3 separate regions of the Mus musculus genome follow, and regions 1 and 3 are each linked to region 2. Evidence: chromatin loops called from intact Hi-C (ENCODE). Cell type or tissue: left cerebral cortex. All regions are shown on one strand. Each heading gives the region's core, and the rest is flanking DNA. Links, peaks and the distances in the headings are about the cores only. Region 1 overlaps Marchf1 (membrane associated ring-CH-type finger 1). Region 2 overlaps Marchf1 (membrane associated ring-CH-type finger 1). Region 3 overlaps Marchf1 (membrane associated ring-CH-type finger 1).

What was found. Hi-C counts contacts between places; a loop is a spot of excess contacts. Peaks named below come from ENCODE experiments on the same cell type or tissue, not always from the same donor. Only the 100,000 strongest peaks of a DNase experiment are listed, where the experiment ranks them.
Region 1: it touches region 2 in a loop (6-fold over the local background); 2 of 42 quality-filtered maps call a loop at or near these places.
Region 3: it touches region 2 in a loop (3-fold over the local background); 2 of 42 quality-filtered maps call a loop at or near these places.

What each region holds. Positions count from the first base shown.
Region 1 is chr8:66,157,272-66,162,629 of GRCm38, reverse strand. The region is part of intron 4 of Marchf1 (membrane associated ring-CH-type finger 1); the gene reads right to left. Among named protein-coding and RNA genes, the nearest start is that of Gm24205, 160 kb to the right of the region's middle. In left cerebral cortex, for the core only: no CTCF peak of the experiment used is centred there; a DNase peak (open chromatin) is centred at 2,912; H3K27ac peaks cover 1,843 bases.
Region 2 is chr8:66,031,187-66,036,544 of GRCm38, reverse strand. The region is part of intron 3 of Marchf1 (membrane associated ring-CH-type finger 1); the gene reads right to left. Among named protein-coding and RNA genes, the nearest start is that of Gm24205, 31 kb to the right of the region's middle. In left cerebral cortex, for the core only: no CTCF peak of the experiment used is centred there; DNase peaks (open chromatin) are centred at 1,221, 1,929 and 2,675; H3K27ac peaks cover 1,429 bases.
Region 3 is chr8:66,164,121-66,169,478 of GRCm38, reverse strand. The region is part of intron 4 of Marchf1 (membrane associated ring-CH-type finger 1); the gene reads right to left. Among named protein-coding and RNA genes, the nearest start is that of Gm24205, 160 kb to the right of the region's middle. In left cerebral cortex, for the core only: no CTCF peak of the experiment used is centred there; DNase peaks (open chromatin) are centred at 1,580, 1,787, 2,453, 2,911 and 1 more place; H3K27ac peaks cover 1,369 bases.

The DNA.
Region 1 (5,358 bases), core at 61-5,060, 130 kb before region 2:
TTCACAGCTATCCTAGAATGGGAAGTATTGGATGCTTTCATAGATGAAGACCCAGTAGCTGAGAGTTTAAACAGTGCAGACCAACCAGGTATTTGACATGTGAATCTTCACTCACATTTAATTGCCCCTAAAGGCCTTGTTCTGTTTGAATCATTGTATGGGAAGACCAATGGTTAATTAGGATTTTCATTGTTCCTTACAAGTTTCTATACCCAAGGCTTAGTCTCCAATACACTAGTGTTCAAAGACAGTGCCTTTAGATTGTGATTGAATTACAAATACTCTGACTTCATCAATAGAGTAAATCTACTTATAAGTTATCATTTTATGGGTTTGAGGGATGAATTTGTCATAACCCTGGACTAAAAGTTTGAAAATGAGGAGTTAAAATAGAGTGGTTTAAATAGGTTTTGCCCCCCATAGGCTCATGAGTTTGAATATGCTTGGCCCAGACTCTTTGAGGGGGCATGGTCTTGTTGGAGCAGGTGTGAACTTGTTGCAGAAAGTGTATCACTGTAGTGGAGGGCTTTGAGCCTCTCCTCCTAGCTGCCTGGAAGACAGTCTTCTCCTGGTTGTCTTTGAAACAAGATGTAACTCTTCAGCACCATGTCTGCCTGCGTGCTGTCATGCTTCCTGCTGTAATGAGAATGGACTAATCCTCTGAGATGATAAGCCAGCCACAATGAAATGTCTTTGTAAGAGTTGCCTTGGTCACGGTGCTTTTTCATAACAATGGAAACTCTAACTAAAACAATCCCCATTTTAAATTGTTTATCTCAGGCATTTTGTCACAGCAGACAACAAAAAGGTGACTTCCTTGCCTACAGATACACTAAGATGTAGGGGAATTAAGATAGTAATTGTCATTCACAAGTCAGGCAAAATCGGCTTTGCAACCAAACTCAGGTTATATCACATAGAAACCATTACTGTTGTTTTAACAACCTAATAATCAGTGGTTATAAAGTGAGTCTTAGATGAGTAGCTAAGCTGACCATCACCCATCTTGCTTCCCCATTCTCCGTTCCATTAGTAACACGGTCAGAACATAAATGTCGGTAAAGTGGAACAATCAATGAGCCACTTGCATCATTCCAAAAGAAAGTACCACAGAGAAGTTTCATGATAAGAATAACAATTCCAGTCAAGCCTTGAGGAGAATTACATCTTGTTTTCCAAAATTTAATAAAATTCCAATCAACATACTTAAAGGTGAAATATTTTAAAATATTACCATGAATTATAGCAGTAAAAACTGAGAAAAGAAATGAAGCCAAGCCAGAGACAACAGGAAAGATGGCATCTTAGAACACTTCGTGGAATCCCTTTAGGTAAATCTTTTTTTCCCAATTTCATAGTAGCACAAAGCAGAAAAATAGAACCAATCAATAATTTGAAAGAATGGGGAAAAATGAAGTGTGGAATCAAACCATCATGTTAGACTAAATTGGTGCATTTATTCCAATCTTGGTAATTCTAATAAGCATCATGATATCATTACTAAATAAGCAAAGATATTAAGTTAATATTTTGACATGTGGGAGTAGGGACATGGCTCAGTGGATAAAGATTTTGCATGTTTGAACATGTCATCGAGTTGATCTCCCAGGCCCAAGTCTAATGTCTGGTGTGGTGGAGTAAGTTTATAACCTCAGTTGGAGAAGTGAATATAGAGTCATCTGGTGCTCACTACTCTAAGGGGAGAGCTCTAAGTTCAGTGAGACACACTGTATGAAGAAGCAAGAGAGAAGCCTTCTGAGTAATGATGGCCAAGTTTGAACTCTGGCCTACTCACAGGGGCACGATTATGTACATCCCCCACGCAAACATAATATTTTGATAAATCAATAATATTCATTTTTTAGCAAATCGTGTTTTTCTTTTCCCCTTTTCCCTTGTGGCCACAAGTCTATCTTTGTCCTCATGAGAATAATTATTATAGAGAGAAACAGGTACCCAAGTGTCACAGCCACAGCAAGTGTGTAAAGGTCAGAAAACAACTTTCAGGAATGCATTCTTCTCTCATCTGATATGGGTTCTAGAATTGACCACAGGTCATTCTGCTAGGGGGCACACACTTTTACCCAAAAAGCTACAGTGTCAGCTCCTATATGCTGCATTTTTAATCTACTCACCCTGTTGTAGGACATTGTGCCCGGTCTAGTTTTAACAACTCTTTTAAAATAATTTTTTTCTGACTTTACGAATGCAATGTGAATGATGTAGGAAGAAGGAAATGATGCTGGAAAGCTAATGAGGTCTTGATATTCAATTGGATTTTATGCCTTGATATCATTTATGTAATTTTCCTTCATTTGTGAGTAAGCCCCATGGTATCACACATCATGGCTATCAGTTATACATCTATCTTTCTTTTCTAACCATAACATGTAATGTGGCTGAAAAAAAAAACATTTACAGGGAATAAAATATTTTATTTAAGGTTCCCTCTTCCCAGCTGATTCTAGGTTCTGTTAAATTAATAATAAAAACTAACCAACACACTTATGCTTTATGTACACATTTTCTCAAGCCTGAGAAATAATTTAGGAAGAAAAATAGCATTGGTTGGTAATCAGTTGTCCAAACAAACAAACAAACAAACAAACAAATGATTTTAATTTTACCCTCAGCTCTGAACACTGAATTCTTCAACCCATTTTCATATTATATAAATTTAACAGAAGGAAATGATTTTGAAATATGCTAGAGGTTCTAGTGGTTCTAGCTATTTTTGAAGATAACTTAATTTGAAATTCTTATGACTCCTACATTTATACTACTTTAAAATGGAAGTAGAAGATAGTCTGGAAATTTTAGACAAAGACTGTAGAGCCACTTATGTCAGGCACCAACGCACAGGCCCCCTTTCCTGCTAGGGTCATTCTCTTCAAATGAGCCAACAGATCAAGAAGGGTTTTGTGAGTAGCCAAGAGGAATGCTGAGGAGCTATACCAGCCCCAATACCAAGAGGACCATAGTTATCATAGGCAGACCACCCCCAAGCCTAGAAGAAGAGGAATTAGCTTGTAAAACTCTATACAGAGATTTAGCCTGCATGATTCATGATCATTAGACACATGGTCCCTCACTATGATTACACAAGACTGATCTCTTATATATTTTACGAAGAAAGATTTGAAACAATTTCTAAAACATCACCCCATCGTCAAAGTGACTTGATGAAGGGAATGGTTTCAATTAAGGGATGAGATTTTACCATACTTGTTTTGTAGCACGGAGACACAAAAGGACAGAAGGATCCATGGTAGTGATTAATAATATAAAACCCAAATAAAAGTAATCGACTGTCATCTCAAATGGCAAAATCAGATGTGTGATTACAGATACCGTGACATGGCACCAGCATATTGGCCACTGTACTTTTCTTGTGATTTACGTAATTTCATATGTCAATTTAAGTCACCAAGAAAGCATAAATACTTTGCATATATAAGGACATTGTCAAATCTCCTTACTTCCATTGCAGCATTACAGTGGAATTCTTCCCCAAGTCTTTGGAGTTGCATAAAGGCCCAGTATAATGAGTTAAAGGTAATGGATTGCATCACATGGTTAGCGACATAAAAGAAGTAAAAATAAAATTGCCATTTATAGACACTAATTTTCCTAGTACTACTTTGGCAATTCAATTTTACATGGCAAATTCATATTTCTACTTACATATTCTAACTGAAGGAATGCAAATGTCTATGTTTATGTATAAATTAATTAGTAAACAATTGCATTAGAGGCTCCAGTGTACACAAGCAATATGTCTTTCCTCCTTCCAGCAGACAGGTTAATAGCTTGGCCTTGCCTGGTTCCCTATGTTGCTTGAACTAATTTCCAAATAGCAGAGAGATTGTATCTGGGAAGTACAGCTTTGGGTTCTGTTTCTAGAACACATTATGTAGAGTTCAGAACGATATAGAAATGTGAAGATTTGATGGTAAATTATACATCTGAAAATTATAATTGAAACCTCTAAAATCTTAATGCAAATAAGCTTAACCATTTCTGATATGGGACTTGTATAATGCTTTTCTTAACTTACTATCTGTTTTTGCTGTTTATAAGTACAGAAATGATCAAAAAAATGTCTCCTAAACATGAAAGTTTTCATAGGTTATCTAAGAAACTCTTCACTAACTTTTCTCTTACTTTTCTTTACACGCATACACCATGTATATGAACATATAGATTAAATATGTATTTCTAAATTTGAGTGTAATCATGATATGTTGATGGTCATGCTGCATTATAAGGAGAAATTCTGCTTGAACAGCAGTGTCACCAGAAGTAGAAAGGACATTCGAGCTCTTGGAAGGGAAAGACAGGATCTAGAATTGCAAACCCTACTGAGCCCTCTCTAATTCTAGCTCTCCCTCCTTCCAGATTCAGAGAGCTAAAGCATATTTTCTCCACAGGGAGATAGCTTGGGTTCCATATGCAAATTAAACCCTTTCAAATGAACCTTACAGTTCATTGCTGTGTGGAAGTCAAGATAAGGTTTTGAAATCATCAGATTCCAGCAACAAAGCTGGTGCATCTGATATCTAGTCTGCTAAATATTAAAGGCAGTTCTGAGAGGTGCAGCCTCTTGTTCCAAGCCTGGTCATTGGAATGATCTGAGTATTTTCATGCTGGCTAAGCTGTTCTAACTCTAGGAGTCTTTCATTCCAACATTCTTCTAACCTTCCAATGGTTAAACTTTCTGCTTTCCTGGTCCTGATGTCATTTGTTTCCTACGTTGGACTCTGAGCGATAAATCTGAGAACTCTTCAGTACATTTCTCATTCTTAGAGCCAAGCAAAATGTTAGGTACAATGTTCAAAGATATTGTCAAATCTATATTCCAAGGCTGGTTTGTCAATTACAAATTCTAAGTCAGACTGCCATATCAAAGTTGTTAGATGAAAAGAAATGTCCCAGAACCGTGTTAAAAAGATGCACAAAACGTCTAGAGGAAGTAGTCAGCTATGGCTGCAGTTGGAGTTTAAAGACTCATAGGTTCACCAGTTTAGGTCTTGGTTTCATGCAAGTAGAACCACCCTGGAAGGTTGGTGAAACCTTGCTACAAGTGGATCACTAAGGATGAACGTTGAAGTTTCTTTGTTCAGCCACTTCCCTTCTTATTTGGCTACAATGTTACCAACTACTTGATGTTCCTGCAGCCACTTCCTGTCTTTCTTATGTGGGTACACTGTGACCAGCTGCCAACCACTCCTGCTGCTGCACATTTTCTAACAACAATGAACTGTAACCCCTAGACCATGAGTCAACCTGAATACTTCCTTCTTTAGTTTGTTTTTGTCTGGTATTTCTGTCATAACAGTGAGAAAATACATCTAGTAT
Region 2 (5,358 bases), core at 220-5,219:
CGATTAAGGATGACAGGACCCTGATATAGCTCTCTCTTGTGAGGCTATGCCAATGCCTAACAAATACAGAAGTGGATGCTCACAGTCATCTATTGGATAGAACACAGGTCCCCTAAAGAAGGAGCTAAAGACAATAACCAAGGAGCTAAAGGCGTCAGCAACCCTGTAGGAGGATCAACAATATGAACTAACCAGTACTCCACAGAACTGTGTCTCTAGTTGCATATGTAGCAGGGGATGGCCTAGTTGGCCATCAATGGTAGGAGAGGCCCTTAGTCTTGTGAAGATCATATGCCCCAATACAGGGGAATGCCAGGACCAGGAAATGGGAGTGGGTGGGTTGGGGAGCAGGGCAGGGGGAGGGTGTAGGGGAATTTGGGGATAACATTTGAAATGTAAATGAAGAAAATATCTAACAAAAAAGAAATGAAAAAAAAAAGAAAATTGATGTAAACCATATCTGACGTGGTAATAAAATTAAAAATATAAACTATCACACACACACACACACACACACACACACACACACACACAAAAGTTATTCTGAGATAAAATTCCTACTCTGTGTTCTCTCTTGCTTCTTACTGTGTGTCTTTGGAAGGCTGCTAGTACTGAGCTGTCCAAATTCTGAGCTGGTGGCTTACATCCCCTATGGTCTTTGTGCTCATAGGAATGAGATCAGCTTTTGGTTCATCTTATTAAAATCTGTGTGACTTTTTTGTGATTATGTGTGATTTTGAGGAAGAACTGCTATTAATCCCTACTTGTAGCACCTAATATAAGTCTTAAGGATAACCTTGTCTCTATACCTTCAATTTCCATAAACAAGATTCTTGGGTACTGCAATCTGAACTATACAAAAGCCTAATGAAATCTCAAACACATAAAAGTTTATTTTTTTCAATGTAGATTCTATAGCTGTTTACCCAGGTTTTGGGGGAGGGGAACTCTATATTGCCGTTATTATGTTGAGAAATAGCCACTGTAGCCCTAGATCCTCTATGTTTTTCAACTCAAATATGAGAGGCTTCTATTTGTAGTAGATTCGTGATTAGCACAGAAACTCACAACTAGTCCAAATTTAAAAGATGAAAAACTACAGAATTTCTAGCCCTAAATGGAATGTACATACTGCACCATCTTCCTCTCAAAAATTAGAAATCATGGAAAAAGAGGAGAAGAAAAGGTGTCAGTGAATGAACATAACATAAGGAGTAACTTCTGGATCCAGTAGGGCGGTTGTACACAAGATCTTACAGTACTTGTGACAGAATGCACAAGATCTGTGCAAGGTCAAGCCAGACCAAATACCAGCAGGGAAAGTTGAGAGGCACTAAGCTCCACCCTTTGTCAAGTATGGTTGGCAATAAATAGCAGGTGAGAGTTGATTTTCTTTATAAGAATATTTCTATTATTAAGTCAACTGTGGTGCTACACATCCAAAATTTTATGGGCAGCACAAATAGGACTTGACAGGTATAAAAAGAAGGAAGAAAAGAATGAAAGAAATGAAGGAGGTAAAGGAAGGAAGGAAGGAAGGAAGAAAAGAAGGCTGGATAAGTATTGAAGGGGCATGGGTCTGAGAGGGGCTGGAGCAGGCATGAACATGATCAAAACACATTGTACAAAATTCTCAAACATATAATTAAAAAATAGTTTATGTGTTAACTAAGGTGGCTAAAATCTGAAAAATCAAAGCTTGTAAACTTTTAATATTATAAAATTTTTAAATATATATAACTTGAAACCCTACACATTTGAAATTAAATTATAGCAGAGTGCTTTTTTCCATAGACCCAGTTCTGAAATACCTTGTTCTACATAGTGCAAACTAAGGCAAGAACAACTTAAAATACCAGATAAGAAGCTTAAATAAGAAGAGGCAAGCAATGTGTGTTGCTATGCATAGCGCATATGGAAATGGCCAACACCCCGATACATTTAGAAGTATTTATTTTTACCCTTCCTTATGTAGACTGCTTAATGTCCTCTCAGGGAGTCACAATGAGATACCCATCTTCGTGAGGAATGATTTAAATAATCAGCTTAAAAGAAATTAGGCAAATGTACAAGACAGTGTTCATTACATGCTTTCATCCTCTTTTTAAGAGCAGTGTGTGGTAACTTTTAAGGAAATGGATAATCAATGTGAAGAGATAAGCAAACATAACTAGACCATTACCAGAACCTCTCACGGCAACTGCAGAGTATAAGGGGACAAAATAAAAATTGTTAATCATTTTTAGTAATGGGATAGACAGGACGAACAAAATTCAGGGTTCATTATAGTTATGAATATATTTATCAGATTATTATTAATACTTTGGATACAATGATAGTGTGGTAAGGAAAAATACCAATTCATAATTCAACATGGGTTAATTCTCAGGAAAACCAAGATTAAGCTCCCAGAGAAAATTGGCATTTGTCTTATTCTAATTTAATATAATGTACAGTTGAGGAAAATGCTTGGAAATTTTTAAGGAAAATAATCTAAAGACAAACTGTACCTCTTTACAATAAAACTGAAGTGAACATTGTGGGATTGGCATTTTACGTCAGTGTTACATAATGAACAGAAAGGAAGAAAGCATCTTTTGTGTGTTGTAAAATGGATCACACAGATCCACGATGTTTTATCCACATTCCCCTGACCATTTGACTCCCCAGAATATGCAGAGACTGTGGAACACATTTAAATGCACCATCTGGCAGTCACACAGAGCTGTTGTAATTTGCAGTTCTTAATCACATAGGTGTTAAATTAGCACTGTTTCATTTTACGTGATTGGAGTTTTGAACCCCTCTCTCCCTCTCCCTCTCTCACTCTCTCTCTTCCTCTCCCTCTCCTTTTCCCTCTTTCTCTCCCTCTATGTTATGATAGTTCAGCTAAATAAAGCAACTTTACATCAGCAATTAATTCAACCTTAAATAAGAAATGACACAAATTAGTAGATACTCCCAACTGAGCAAACAACTCCTATTTCCATTTTATTGTTATAGAGTTGTTTCTTTCAATAGATCTATGACAAACTAAATATATTTTCCTTCAACAGACATCTTTAAGAATAATATCCGGGGATCCATCCCATAATCAGCTTCCAAATGCTGACACCATTGCATACACTAGCAAGATTATGCTGAAAGGACCCTGATATAGCTGTCTCTTGTCAGAGTATGCCTGGGCCTAGCAAACATAGAAGTGGATGCTCACAGTCGGCTATTGGATGGATCACATGGCCCCCAATGAAGGAGCTAGAGAAAGTACCAAAGAAGCTAAAGGGATCTGCAACCCTATAGGTGGAACAACATTATGAACTAACCAGTACCCCGGAGCTCTTGACTCTAGCTGCATATGCATCAAAAGATGGCCTAGTCGGCCATCACTGGAAAGAGAGGCCCATTGGACACGCAAACTTTATATGCCCCAGTACAGGGGAACGCCAGGGCAATAAAAGGGGAGTGGGTGGGTAGGGGAGAGGGGGTGGGTGGCTATGGGGGACTTTTGGTATAGCATTGCAAATGTAAATGAGCGAAATACCTAATAAAAAATGGAAAAAAAAAGAATATTATAAAGAAGAAAAGAAATCATTGATAATGTCAAACTTAACTAAGTAAATTGTACAATTTTATCCTAGAAAACTATACAGATAAATTATTTTTGTTCAAGAATCAAAACCTTCTGCAAGGAAACATATGTCTTGAATTTGTACCTTTCAGTGTTCAAGAAAAGATGCTGTATTTGAAAAGTACATAGAAGTGATATATAGTACTCCATCACCATTGAGTTAATACTTAATATAATTCCTCAGAAATAAATTTTGGAAGATTATTATACACATTTTTAATTAATGAGATGATAAAATTGCCTCTTCAAATGATCAAGACATTCTTCATTTTTCCTTCATGTGTGCACTATCGTGAAGCACATTTTCCAAACTCATCATTTAGGGAATATTTTCAAAATATGTATCACTTCCTTGTTTTTCGACTCCTTGTGGTTTTTTTCTTTTTATTTCTATGTGCTTTTAATTTCAGCATGCTTATATCATACTTAAGAGTAGATTTACAAATTTTTCTGTATGGAAATACTCAGTAATTCATTTATGATTTCTTATTAGATATTATGTGTTGTTCATTCACACTAAGATTTCCCAAGTTTAACAACTAGTTATTGTGCTTACAATAGAGAAGGAAGAAAGAAACATTCCCTCTTCTGTCTCAGCACAACAACCCTAAAATCACTATCAAGGGCAGATCTCTTAGGTCTAGTCACTCTATTTAACTACTTAATCTAAATTTAACTGTTTGAAAGTAGAAATACAGCTACTAAGTTTCTAGGTCACCTTAATTTTATATAATTGTTTATGCTGTAATTCTGAACTTTTATAATTGTAAAGTTGATCCATTAGAACAGTGGTTCTGAGCATCCCTGGTATTGCAACACTTGAATACAGTTCTACATTTTGTGGTGTTCTCTCAATCAGAATAAATTGATTTTTGTTGCTACTTCCTAACTGTAATTTTGATACTATCATGGCTTTTGATGCAAATATGTTTGGAGATAAATGTTTGCCAAAGGGGCCATGAACCATAGATTGACAAACACTGTATTAGAATTAGAGTTAAAGAGTCTAATGAGATGACATGGTGGGCTAAGAACCTGCAAGTATGAGATCCTGAGTGCAGGAGGGAAGAATTTACATAAAAAGCTGGGCATGGTCCCTGGAATCCTAGCTCTAGCAAAGAAGTACAGGAAAACCCCCAGACACTCACTGGCCAGCAAGTCTATACAAACTTGGAACTTCAGGTTCACTGAGAGATGCAGCCTCAAACAAACAGATTAAGATGGGACAATGGCAAAGGAAAGATACTTTGATGCTAACCTCTGGCTGCAACATGTATCTGCTTGCAAACGTGGTTGTACACACTCTCAAAAATGTTTATGCAAACATAAACACAAAGATTTAAAAATGAGCCACCATGTATACTAAGACAATTATCTAAGACTGGCAAATTTATTTTGCTGGTATTTTCTGTTGTGGCTGGTATTTCTAGAAGATTGAAAAATAACTGTATTGATCACTTTTTTTGTCTCTGAAGTAATTTATAAGAGAGAATTTTTTTAGCTTACAGCTCCAACGGACTAGAGTGCATATTGGCAGGAAGGGCATGGTATGCAAAAAAAAAAAAATTAAAAACTTCTCCATCATATTACACAAAAATGAATACTGTCAACATCTAATTTGTCTTTTGCAATAGATGGCAATAGTAAGATAAATTTTTGTTTAGATAGATAAATAGATAGTTACAGACAGATAGATAAATAGAGATATATGGATGGTCAATATTATAGAC
Region 3 (5,358 bases), core at 284-5,283, 130 kb before region 2:
TTCTTGTTGGGCACATGCAGGTAAAAATTGTCTGTAAACCCTGTTATTAGTCCAACTCTTGCAGAAGCATGTGGAGAGGAATTTTAACTAACACAACTAAAAGTCTACAAGTTATCTAAGCTTTCTTTTAGTCGTTTAAAAGATACAGAAACTAAAATTAAATGGGATCCACTTTTGTTTGTTTGTTTTTTTCAAGACAGGGTTTCTCTGTATAGCCCTGGCTGTCCTGGAATTCACTTTGTAGACCAGGCTGGCCTCGAACTCAGAAATCCACCTGCCTCTGCCTCCCGAGTGCTGGGATTAAAGGCATGCGCCACCACGCCCGGCTGGGATCCACTTATAAATGAATACAGTTCCTTTATTTAATTTCTATATGGAAGGTTCTAAATATGAAGCACTTTCATCAAAAGTAAACACATATGCTAACTAAACTTATTAAAAACAGCTTGTTCTCTAGAGGCCAATAAGTAACACAGTTGAAAATATACTTACTATAGCATAAGTACATGTATGTAGCCACATTTTACATAGAATAATGAAAGTTTGCTATGGAATAGAAATCACAACAGATTCAAAGTCTGAAAGCACAGGATCTGTTTATGTGAAAAATACATGTGACTTGGCATAACTGCTTTATTTTCTGTGACGTCTTCTTATGTCTCAAATCCTGTTATTACAACCTGATATCGATATTATTGCATGAATTAAATTGTCTTATAATTTTATAATAGCATGAACTGACATGTCATTTTAGAAATGTATTATTCATTGTATACAATTCAGACAATTTATACAAACTGAAGGTCTTTTCCCATTGTTGTTTGAAATAAGCGTAAGTGTGTTTATGTTAACATCAATTTTATTTTCAAAATTAGGACAGAAAGAGAATTCCTAACTTGATACAGATTTATAAGAACAAAAAATGTCTTTGGCTTATTTTTTTCCAGAATGTAAAGTGGCAATGAGAACACGAGTAAGGAAAGAACAATTGACATTTACCTTAAATAAGTTTAGGAATTTACTCTTATTATTACATGTCTATACATTATAGTGACCATTCAAAGACTTAACACATTCTTCACCAGACCCAAGCAACCAAGCAACAACAGATGCAGGCATTATTTATAAAGCAAACAGTACTTGATTTTTTTAAGTGAAACAATAAAGTTTTGAAAAAAGAAAATCAGCACATAAAATGAAAGATAAGAAATGTTGCTGGGTGTCAGTTATGATCTAAGTCTTTCCCTTGGTAAGCCATATAATTCCTTTAAATCCGCAAAGCAGACTTTTCCAGGTATTACTTGCCCTGCTTAGGCGTCCTAGAGAATAGAATTTCTTTGGTATTTCATACAGCCACTCACAGAGGACCCAGAATTCCAGCCCTGGTGCTTCAGGTACAGATCAAATACACATTCTGCCTAGATGGCTTTTGCAATTTTTTTTTTCATCCTATACAGTAAGAATCTTCTTCAAAGCCATTAAAATCTTTAGGAAAATCTACATTTCCAAGGGCTTCAATATGTTCAGTGCCTAATTTATGCAGTGTCTCCAAAAAACATTGAGCTATTTTAAGAAATGGTCTTGAAAGTAGCTGTGCTATTCTCCCAGAAAAATTATAGCAGCTAGACATTTAATAATTAATTCAAAATATGTAGGGAAGAGAGCGAATGCTGTGGGCATCAAGCATCCTACCTCTATTTCAAAGGTATTGGCTTCTTGTATTTCCCATTCTTGTGGCTGGAAAACAGTAAGCATCACTCCAAGAATCATGCTAAAGAGGCAGGCACATGTATTTACCAAGAATAAAGTACTAAACATTATCTCTCTGGGTGGCCAGATATGAGGATATCCTAGCTACCAGACTGCACTCAGAGCAGTCTCATTTCAACTAAATGAACAATCAAACAGTATTTCTAAAAAGAGTGTCTGCAGCTTGGGCAATAACTGTAAAATTAAGAAGTCAGTGGGACCAGATGTTTGTAATTACATTGAAACTCTGTGGAAGGCACTGAAAAATTGGTTGAGAAAGGGAATAAGACCAGAGGCTGATCAATAGGCAGGGGATTATTTTCCAGCCGGTCTTACGTGATTTTCTTTTGGTGTAATCGTTATCATGAATTACATTGATTTTTCAAGAAAGCATTTATGCCATTTCAGATAAGTGAAGTGATACCTTAATGTAGCTTTAAAAATAGCACGTAGTTAAGCAAAACTCCATAATTCCACCCATTTCCCCTTCTTCACTGGATACTGTCCTAGCATCCTGAATGTTCCTCATAATAGAAAATTTTATTACTGACCTAATTTTAGAATTAATTTATGTAAGTGTTTCATGGATATTCCTTCTGCATTGGGCTGAGTTCTAAGAAGAATGCATTTATATAAATCAAGCAGTGGCCCAGTGAGATATGCCTGCTGTTACCACATCTCCATGTAAGGGGATATTGGCTCTCAAGAGAAGTGTGGAATACGCACAGATTTGTTTAACTCCCATGAAACAGAGCTGGGATCTGAATCTGGAATCTGCTTTAACAGCCACTCCCTCCCAAACACACACACACACACACACACACACACACAGACACACAGACACACAGACACACACAGACACAGACACACACACACAGACACACACACACACACACACACACACACACACACACACACACACACACACACACAAAACCTAACCTCTACAAGAGCGTGAAAAGTTCTTTGGTGTTGAGAAATTGTCCCATACTATCTGCATACCTCCTCTTAAGTTTCCTGCGAGCCATGCTGACATTTACTTGACAAATATAAAAACTGAGCATAGTAAGCTGTCCCAAATTTTGTCAAGGGCAAAGCAACTTTGTGCTAAACACAGACTCTGATCCTATTTTCATGAACCTGATTTCACCAGCTGTCTACCTCTTGTTTTGCCCCTTTCTTCTGTATATTTTCTTTTTATTCTCTTTCTCTCCCTTTTGTTTTCACAGGTTCTTGGTGTATAGTGTAGGCTGGCCCAAAACTCATCCAGTAGCCCAGCCTGGCCTCAAAATCAAAGTAATACTCCTGACTCCCCTGAGTGCTAGAATTATAAGTATGAACCCTTCCCCTCCTGCTACTTGAACATTCTCTGTTATTTCACATGAGCTATATAATATCAATTGCAAGAATATTTGGTAACATAGAAAATGATAGATAGAACATCAGTAATTACAGTCACTCTAAATCACCACAAAATCACGTTGGTGGCAGTATGTGTCCTTTGAAGTCCTTTGGCATGGGTATGTTGTTCCTGGCCTCACAGGTTTATACACTCACCCACTGTTGAACTGCTCCTAAACTCAGTAATAACTTGTGTTGTACAATTCTAAACCACCCTTCATAAGCTATTGCACTGAAGGGCATTTTTAGTAGAACAGTACCTGTATATGCATTCCAAATAAAAATGAAGTGTATGGCTGGAGATTTTTGGCTGAGAGGTTAAGCGCACTTACAATTTTCAAAGGATCTGAGTTCAGTAAACAACATTTCATGACGTAAATCCCAACAGTTTTGAAGATCTAGACACTCCCCTTAATCCCCAGGCACCGAACACATGTATACATGCAGAAACCAACATATACATATAAAATAAAAATAAACCTTAAAATAAAAATCCCAGGAAATGGAGAAACTTTTCAGTAAGTGATATGTCTCCTGTCCAAGCATTGGAACCTGAGTTCAGACCCCAGAGCCACATCAGCTCTCAGACATGATTGTTTCCCCCTGAAATCTAGGAGTCAGTAGGCGGTGGCAGGTCTTGCTAGCCAAAATGTCAAGCTAATATGATGAGCTCCAGATGAGTGAGAGATCCTGTCTTAAGAAATGAAATTTTCATGGAATTTTCCATGGAAATTGCATGGAAGAGATACTTAACATCAACTTCTGGACTCCACGTGTGTGTGTGTGTGTGTGTGTGTGTGTGTGTGTGTGTGTGTGTGTGTGTGTGTGAACATGCATCAGCATACATATACACACACAAGCAAGAATTAGACATTTAATAAACCAACAGGTGAAGCTATATACATTTATCATATGGTATATAGTATCGATACATCCACATGCTTACCACATATATACTATCCATGCAGGTGTCTATATACATTGCAGGATGATCAACTCGAGCTAATTTACTTCATGTAGATATCACATCTCCAAATAAAACTTTGGCATCAAGGTGTGCTCAATGGAAAAAGAGGGTTTTACAGACCTCTTACATATAATACCACCTTTATTGCACCACTAAACTCAAAAAAGTTGACATCATGAATTTCATATTATTTATTTCTATCAAAAATTTCTAAATGGATTCTACTCTGTGCAGACAATGTCTCTACTGGGTTACTGACATAGCTCCTGCACATTCTACCCACTTCTATCCTTGTCTTACTCTATTCCCCTATACAACTGGCTAGAGATTTTAAAATTTAATATCATGTGATCACAAAAGCCACCTGCTTAAAATTCCTTACAATAAAAAATAAAATATAAAATAAAACAAAGCGCACTAGCCACGGCTGTGTTGTCCAGCCTGGCCATTCCTCTTGCTTCATCCTGAGCCCCCTTTATCAGCTTCCTCAGCTCCAGTTCCAGGATCTCTGTGGGCTTTCATATACGTGACAAGCAAGTAATCACATGCATGCCTGTCCCCATCAGCTTCGTCAGCTTATGCTGTGCTCCCCTCTGCCCTTTCTTCGAATGCCTTTTGAGGTTCCCAAGTAACTATTCACTTCTTCACATCTACTTTATATTCGAACTTGATGCACTTTTAGCATAATTACCACTTCTCTAACATCCATCAAAAGTTCAACTTTATCCTTTATGTATATTTAGGTATTTAGTTATTTGTTATTTTGTTATTTCTCTAACTCAGACATGAATTTAAGAACCACATTTTGCCAAAACTTAAGTATAAGGTTGCCAGTAGCAACCATTATATAATTATTCTTTAGCATATTAGACACAAAGCCATACAATCTCAATTATCAGGGTGACAAAATTGTAGACTATCTCAGCACTGTCATGATGAAATAGCTAAACATATTATAAATGAGAGCAATTTTTAAAAATATAACTAATACTCAGCATGAAAATTTTATTAGAATTAGGAAATAATTATCTTAATGATATTCAAATCCTAAATTTTCTTCACTCCATAAGTTTCATATATAAATGATTATTGTGCTGGTGAGATGATTCAGCAGGAAAGACACTTAATACCAAGGCTGAAAAACTACATTTGATCCCCCCCTTTGTCCTTCATGATAGGAGAGAGCCTACTCCTTCAAGCTCTTCTCTGACCTCCACCCATATGACACAGCATGTATATGC